2 separate regions of the Mus musculus genome follow, and region 2 is linked to region 1. The links are chromatin contacts, found by Hi-C or POLR2A ChIA-PET in ENCODE. All regions are on one chromosome and are shown on one strand. Each heading gives the region's core, a stretch centred on a gene start or an enhancer-like site at or near the end of the contact. The rest is flanking DNA. Distances are from core to core; before and after follow the strand shown. Region 1 holds the start of Cdk19 (cyclin-dependent kinase 19). Region 2 overlaps Cdk19 (cyclin-dependent kinase 19).

The links. Hi-C counts contacts between places; a loop is a spot of excess contacts on that map. ChIA-PET counts read pairs that join two places held with the same protein, here RNA polymerase II (POLR2A).
Region 2: a loop to region 1 is called in a map of left cerebral cortex, with 4 times the contacts of the local background. The contact joins the enhancer-like site here to the promoter of Cdk19 in region 1. A Hi-C loop is called at or near these places in 1 of 37 maps with a recorded cell type or tissue (left cerebral cortex). POLR2A ChIA-PET finds 5 or more read pairs at or near these places in 2 of 5 experiments (both embryonic stem cell).

What each region holds. Positions count from the first base shown.
Region 1 is chr10:40,347,789-40,350,706 of GRCm38, reverse strand. Cdk19 (cyclin-dependent kinase 19) reads right to left here and starts at 1,399. Exons shown (of 13, transcript NM_001168304.1): 1 at 986-1,399. The coding sequence starts at 1,113.
Region 2 is chr10:40,445,298-40,448,215 of GRCm38, reverse strand. All of the region lies in intron 4 of Cdk19 (cyclin-dependent kinase 19), which reads right to left. Among named protein-coding and RNA genes, the nearest start is that of Gm32234, 7.3 kb to the left of the region's middle. Within about 2 kb of position 1,379, at least 1 of the 3 ENCODE cell types and tissues checked has a DNase peak (open chromatin) inside an H3K27ac peak, as active enhancers do; it is left cerebral cortex, where a contact is called at or near this core.

The DNA.
Region 1 (2,918 bases), core at 150-2,649:
CCAAGAGATTCCTACAGATCCCCTCAACTAAGGAAACGGCAATCCAGGCTCAAGCCTGTCACTCCGTTTTCTGTTCTTGGTGGTCTAGGTTCTCAATAAACACTACCAAAGCTCACAGCCATTTGACAGAGGCTAAGAACTTGAAGAAATCAAGATTTCTTCCTGAAGAAAAGAGAAATGGACCAGGTTTGGTGGCATACGCCTTTAATGATAGTACCTGATTAGCAGAGGCAGGCGAATCTCTCCGTTCCAGGCCAAGCAGGGCGCACAGATACCCTATCTTAAAGGGGGTTGGGGGGAATTAGATAGCCAAGATATATCTTATACCTAAGATAGCCAAGAGGCAGGAAAGATAAGCAACCAGAGAACACTTAAATCTTGTAATATACAATTTATCTCTCTCCAGGGTCCACCTTCAGAGTGCTGAATTCAGAATATTAAAATGTGGGAATCGGGAGCAGGATCGGGAAGTCCCCAGGTAAACATCAGAGATGAAGTCTGGGTTGGCAAGGAAGTCAGACCCAAGGGGCCAGCCAGGACCCCAAGCGCTGCGCCACCAGACAGGAGGCGCCCCCGCGAGCTTTCAAACCGCCGCCCCGGGAAGGCGCTGCGCCGATTGGAAGTTCCACCACTACCGTCACCAGCACAGGGCCAAACCGGTAACTCTTCAGCCAAGCCCTCCGGAGGGTCCCCGGGGACCAGACCCCTAAACTCCACCTCCAGGCGCGGTCTCCACCCGCCGCCCGCTGTTAATCACGCAGCCGCGACTCCAGGCGGGACCGACGCCCCCGACGGGGCTGCGCCGTACGACTTCGAGGGGCGCGACCGGCCAGCGGGGGGCGGCAGCACCAGTGCCTCCGAGTTAGCCCCGGGACGTCGCTCTGCGACCCACGCCGCCTCGTCCCGGGAGCTCCGACCCACCCAGCCCTCCGGGGCTCCGCAGCGGAGGGGACGGGACGAGCCCACTCCCCGCTCGCGCTCTTACCCATCTTTCCGCCTCGCCTTGTAGACATGCCCGTAGGTGCCGCGTCCCACTTTGCACCCTTCGTACTCAAACAGATCCTCCACCCGCTCCCGCTCCGCCGCCAGCTTCGCCTTGAAATCATAATCCATTGTCTGCTTCCCCCATAGAGAAACCGGGACGCGGGGGCCGCCGCCACTCAGTCCCTCCTCCACCGCCGCCGCTCCACTTCTCCAACAGCCGTCGCTCGGGCGCGCGCGCGCCGCCCGCCGCTCCGCGGTCCGCCTTCAGCAAGGGACTCCTCGGCGGCCGCGGCAGCCACCTCCTCCGCCTCCTCCTCCTCCGCGGCGGCGGCGGCGGCTCCCGCAGGCATCTACAGTCCCGCCTCCTCCCTTCATTTCCTTGTTTTGGAACCTGGTGGGCCGCGCCGCGGCTTTCTCGAACTCATTAAGGAACCAAGCGTCCCGCCCCAAGGTCGCGAGCCATTCTGGGAAATGTAGTTCAAGAGGGCTCGTGAGTTGTGCTACCTCCTCGGGAGCGGGGAATACAGTTCCCAGAGTTCCTGGGGCCTTTTGGGCCACGCCTCCACAAGGCATGTACGCCTGCGCTCTGCCGCCGCCCCACCCCCTCAGCGCGCGACTGCTGTTCCTGTAAACTGTAGCGCAAAGTTGCAGCGGGATTTTTGCGAGCCCGTGGGAGCTGGCGGGAAGGACACCTTTGCTGAGCTAGGAAGTAGATACCCGGCCCTGACTGTCATTAGGCTAGAAAAGCGGGAAGCACCTCACGAGAGCCTTGCTCTAGAGCTCATTCCGGCGCATCCGGAGCTTAGGACTGGGGTTTAGACAGTTGTACTACACATTGTTTGTTTTCTTGGGCAATTGATCCTCTGGTTGCCCCGCCCCTTGCCTCGGCTTATTGGCAGAGACTGAAGAGTGACGTCCGCTTTGGTGCCTGGTTATCTCCGGCTTTGGCTGTTTTCCCGCTCTTGATTGGTAATTGGATGTGCTCGGTTCTTCCTGATAGGTTAATCTTCTTTCTTTACGATGCAAAAACCGTATTTCAAAACCTGAAGATTCAGCGGTTTCCCAGCTCTTGCTAGGGGAACCGTGTAACTTCTACGGCCCACAGCCAATCATCTTTTTCTTGGCGCTCTAGTCGGTTTTATCCTAACATATGCGGGTGCGGTAGCCTAGCTTTAGCCATCTGTCTGAGAACAATTAAAGCGCTTGGAAGATTGCAAAAATGCAGCGTTTTAAAAACAATCGTTTTTGCTGGGTAGTAAAGCGTGTTTTACAGTAATGGCGAGGCTCACCTAGGGGTTTAAGGTATTTATCTTGCTCATGACGTTGATTCGTTATGGTGTCTGAGGCTCAGAACCCATCACCTCAAAGTAGTACTGTAAGAACTTAGAAAGTGCCTTACTAAAAATGTGACCCACTGCATATTGATGGCTTTTAAACCGAAAAGAAATTGAGATCCATTCGACACGCGCGTTTCAGCTCTCTTCCACTACCTAAAATAAAAGGCAGCATTTTATAACAAGATTAAATTTAAAAGGGAAATTTGATAAGGTGTCTGTGTCAAAAAGGCAGCTAAGCTATCCATAGACAACATTATTGCTGGGGAGACCATCTAAACAAAGAATCGACTTGTTATTTCCTCTTTATTTCCTTCCCTCTCCTTCATTTATCTCCAATACCTACTAAAACTTCCAATTCTTGTTCCTCTCTGTATGTCATGAGCTTCAATCATCAGGCCTTTCGATTTCATTGTGTAGGACTCCCGTGCGTACATCTATAATATGAACTGTAAGGCACAAGGCACAGTGATAAAATCGGCAGGATGACTGTTAGGCTAGGTGGGTAGCCGTCATGAAGAAAGCACCATGAGCTTAAATGTAAAGAACGAACAGGGCCTTGAGGAAGTGAGAGAACAGAGACCATAAAGCTGCAGGCAG
Region 2 (2,918 bases), core at 130-2,629, 98 kb before region 1:
TGGCCAGTATAAAAAGGAAACCAAGGAAGGCTTTGTTTCCTGTTTCAAGTGGTTCCACTTTTTAGCACAAGCTCTTTGAGTAACAAAAACTGGCCACATTCTTGAGTCTGTATTTCCAGAGTGGCAGAGGGCTGCCACAGAGGTGCAGGTGAGCAGGGAGCTTGAGAGGAGGGGAGGCAGGAAGCTGGAGAAAGGTCAGAGGAGAAAAGATGAGCGAGCATCTAGAGTGCACAGAGCCCCTCTGCGTGCCTGTCAGATGTAAACAAGAAATCTGAGGACATGACCAGAATGAATGAGTAGGTCACTGGTGGCCCAGTAAAAGTAGTTTTTCTTCAATTACAGAAGCCAAGGTGTCCTAAATAAACAAGTTAGTGTAAAGAAGACAAAGGCAAACTCAAAGGAAGCCTCTGAAGGCCGTAAGTGAGAACCTCTGACAGGTCATGATGCTTACACTGTAACATCATCCTATTGTACAAGCTATTTTGCATACTCTTTCCCATAACACTTGTAACTCCTAAGGTCTGAGATTTTTAAAGCACTTTAAAATTCTAAGATATAAGTACAACAAAGTCTGTGACCTGGGAACGACAAATAGCTTCATAGAATAAATAAAATGTAAGGACAGGAAATAGGCTTGTGCCACTTAGCTCATTAGGAGTTCTTGTGGTCAGGTTATGTTGAAAAACAGTGCTGGCACCACCATGAAATGAGCCTGCAGGGAAGAGCAGGAGGCTCCAGGGTGTCCTTGTGACCGCATACTCAAAGCCCATGAACCATGTGCTGGCTGACATGAAGGCAGGGGCAGTAGCTGGCCTGGAGCAGGGGCGTCCTACCAATTCTTGTACAAGCCAAGAAAGGAATGCAGAGCCTGAGCAGCACTCCCAGGGTGGCCTTCAGGTGGCAATAACTACAATTACCCAGTCATTGTTCATCCTTAAGTGGGATTGCCTGCTGTCCCCTCAGAACAAGCAAATATGGCCATCCACTGGTAAAATATGGTTAACTCTTCAGAGAATTTTTTCACACTTTTTAAAGATAGAAATAATCAGGGTATAGAGGGCTACGAAACCAGGCTTAGAACAACTCTATCCCATTCTCAAGATTTCATACTGGATTGTGTCTCTGAGTTTTTAATTATTAACAGACTAACTTTAATAATTAATATATTTTTATTTACATACTACTATTAATAAATTAATAATAAAAAGGAATTGAGGTATTCAATACCCAAACCTAACACAACCACCACAAACCTTAACAGACAAAAAAAGCAAACCAAAATTGTTCTGACCCAGTTACATCCCAATTAGCACAGACCCGCACGCTTCACCAAAACTCTTCTCCTTACTGTGAACACAAAATGCCAGCTGTGAAAGAAAGTGATACTGCTGGGCTTGCACACTTTAGTTGCCATAGAAACGGCAGAAATGGCAGAAGCTGGATGCCTCAAGTTATCAGCAATAAAATCAAACAGACAAAAATCAAAGCTACAGGGTTTTAGTTAAATTCTATTCTAAAGGCAAGTCATGAAAATATGCAACAGTAGCATGATTATACAGGGCTAGTCCTTTAATATTCATATTTCTACAGAATTTAGTAATTCTTAATCCTACACAGGATACTTTATATGTACTCCTGATCTGCTTTTCTGTTTATAGGATCAATTATTTCGCAGGGTTAAATTTCCTTCAGCTAATTGGTTTATCATAAATAGAACAACCACAGCAATCCACAAACATTCTACTCCGTTTGCTTTGCACTCCCTACTTCAGCATATCTGGGAATCTCAGTATGACTCTTAACAGCACCAAAGACCAACAGCAGACACACGAGTGACCCAGTCTTGAATGGTAGGGACAGGGACTCAGAGTTAAGTTGGGTTAGTTGCTGTAACAATGGACAATGCTGGCCTGATATTAATGGCTACAACTATGCTTTCATTTAAATACAGTGTGGTACAATTCCCCTCACATTTGATACAGAAGTCAAATCCCAGGATATTTATTTTGCACACTGTTCTTCATTGTTCCCCTGAACAAATAAGATTCTGTGCTACAGAACAAATAACTACCCAACAGGAAGCACTGTGCTTTCTTTTCTTGAACAAACAGAGTAGTCATTTGCAGACATTACTCTACCGTAATTATCTATACCATAAAAAACTTCATTAATTGGATAGCTGAGCATTTAAAAATACAGCAAGGCACAGTGACTAAACCAGTAATCCCAGCATTTGGGAAGTGGATGCAGGGTTCAAAGTCTTTCTTGGTTACTTAGCAAATTCAAGGCTAGTCTAGGAAACGAGAGCCAATCTCCAAACAAACAAACAAACGAATAAATAGAGATTGCTGGACATGGTGGAATACTCCCTTAATATCAGCACTTGAGAAGCAGAGGCAAATATAACTCTATGAATTCCCAGATAGCTAAGGCTACCTAAAAACAAAGCAAAACAAGCAAACAAGCCAGCAAACAAAAAGCCAAAGGGAAAGGAGTGGGGAAGAGGGATGGGAAAGGCAGAGGTGCGAAATGCAAGAATGCGACTTCACGCTTCTAGACATTAGAGAACAGAGCCCTGCCATACACTAGTCGGCTATGGAACAAAATATGAAGTACGTTCCCAATGGTGAACACTCACAATCTACCTAGTTATGGGGTTAGGTACAAGTGTCCTTTGATGGGTAACATCCCAATTTTAATAGAAGTATCAAGAGATGAATGAACACCCTAAAATATACTAAGATTATTTCTGATATGTTTTAAAATTTTGGATTTTATTCCGGGGTTCCAAAAACCACATGTACACTAATGATCCCCAAATTAAGACTACTAGGTCTCTAATCTCCCATGTTATCTTAGAAATAGATCATATTCACAAGTACCATAAACTCCTTCCATCTAAGATTAATTTTTCCTTC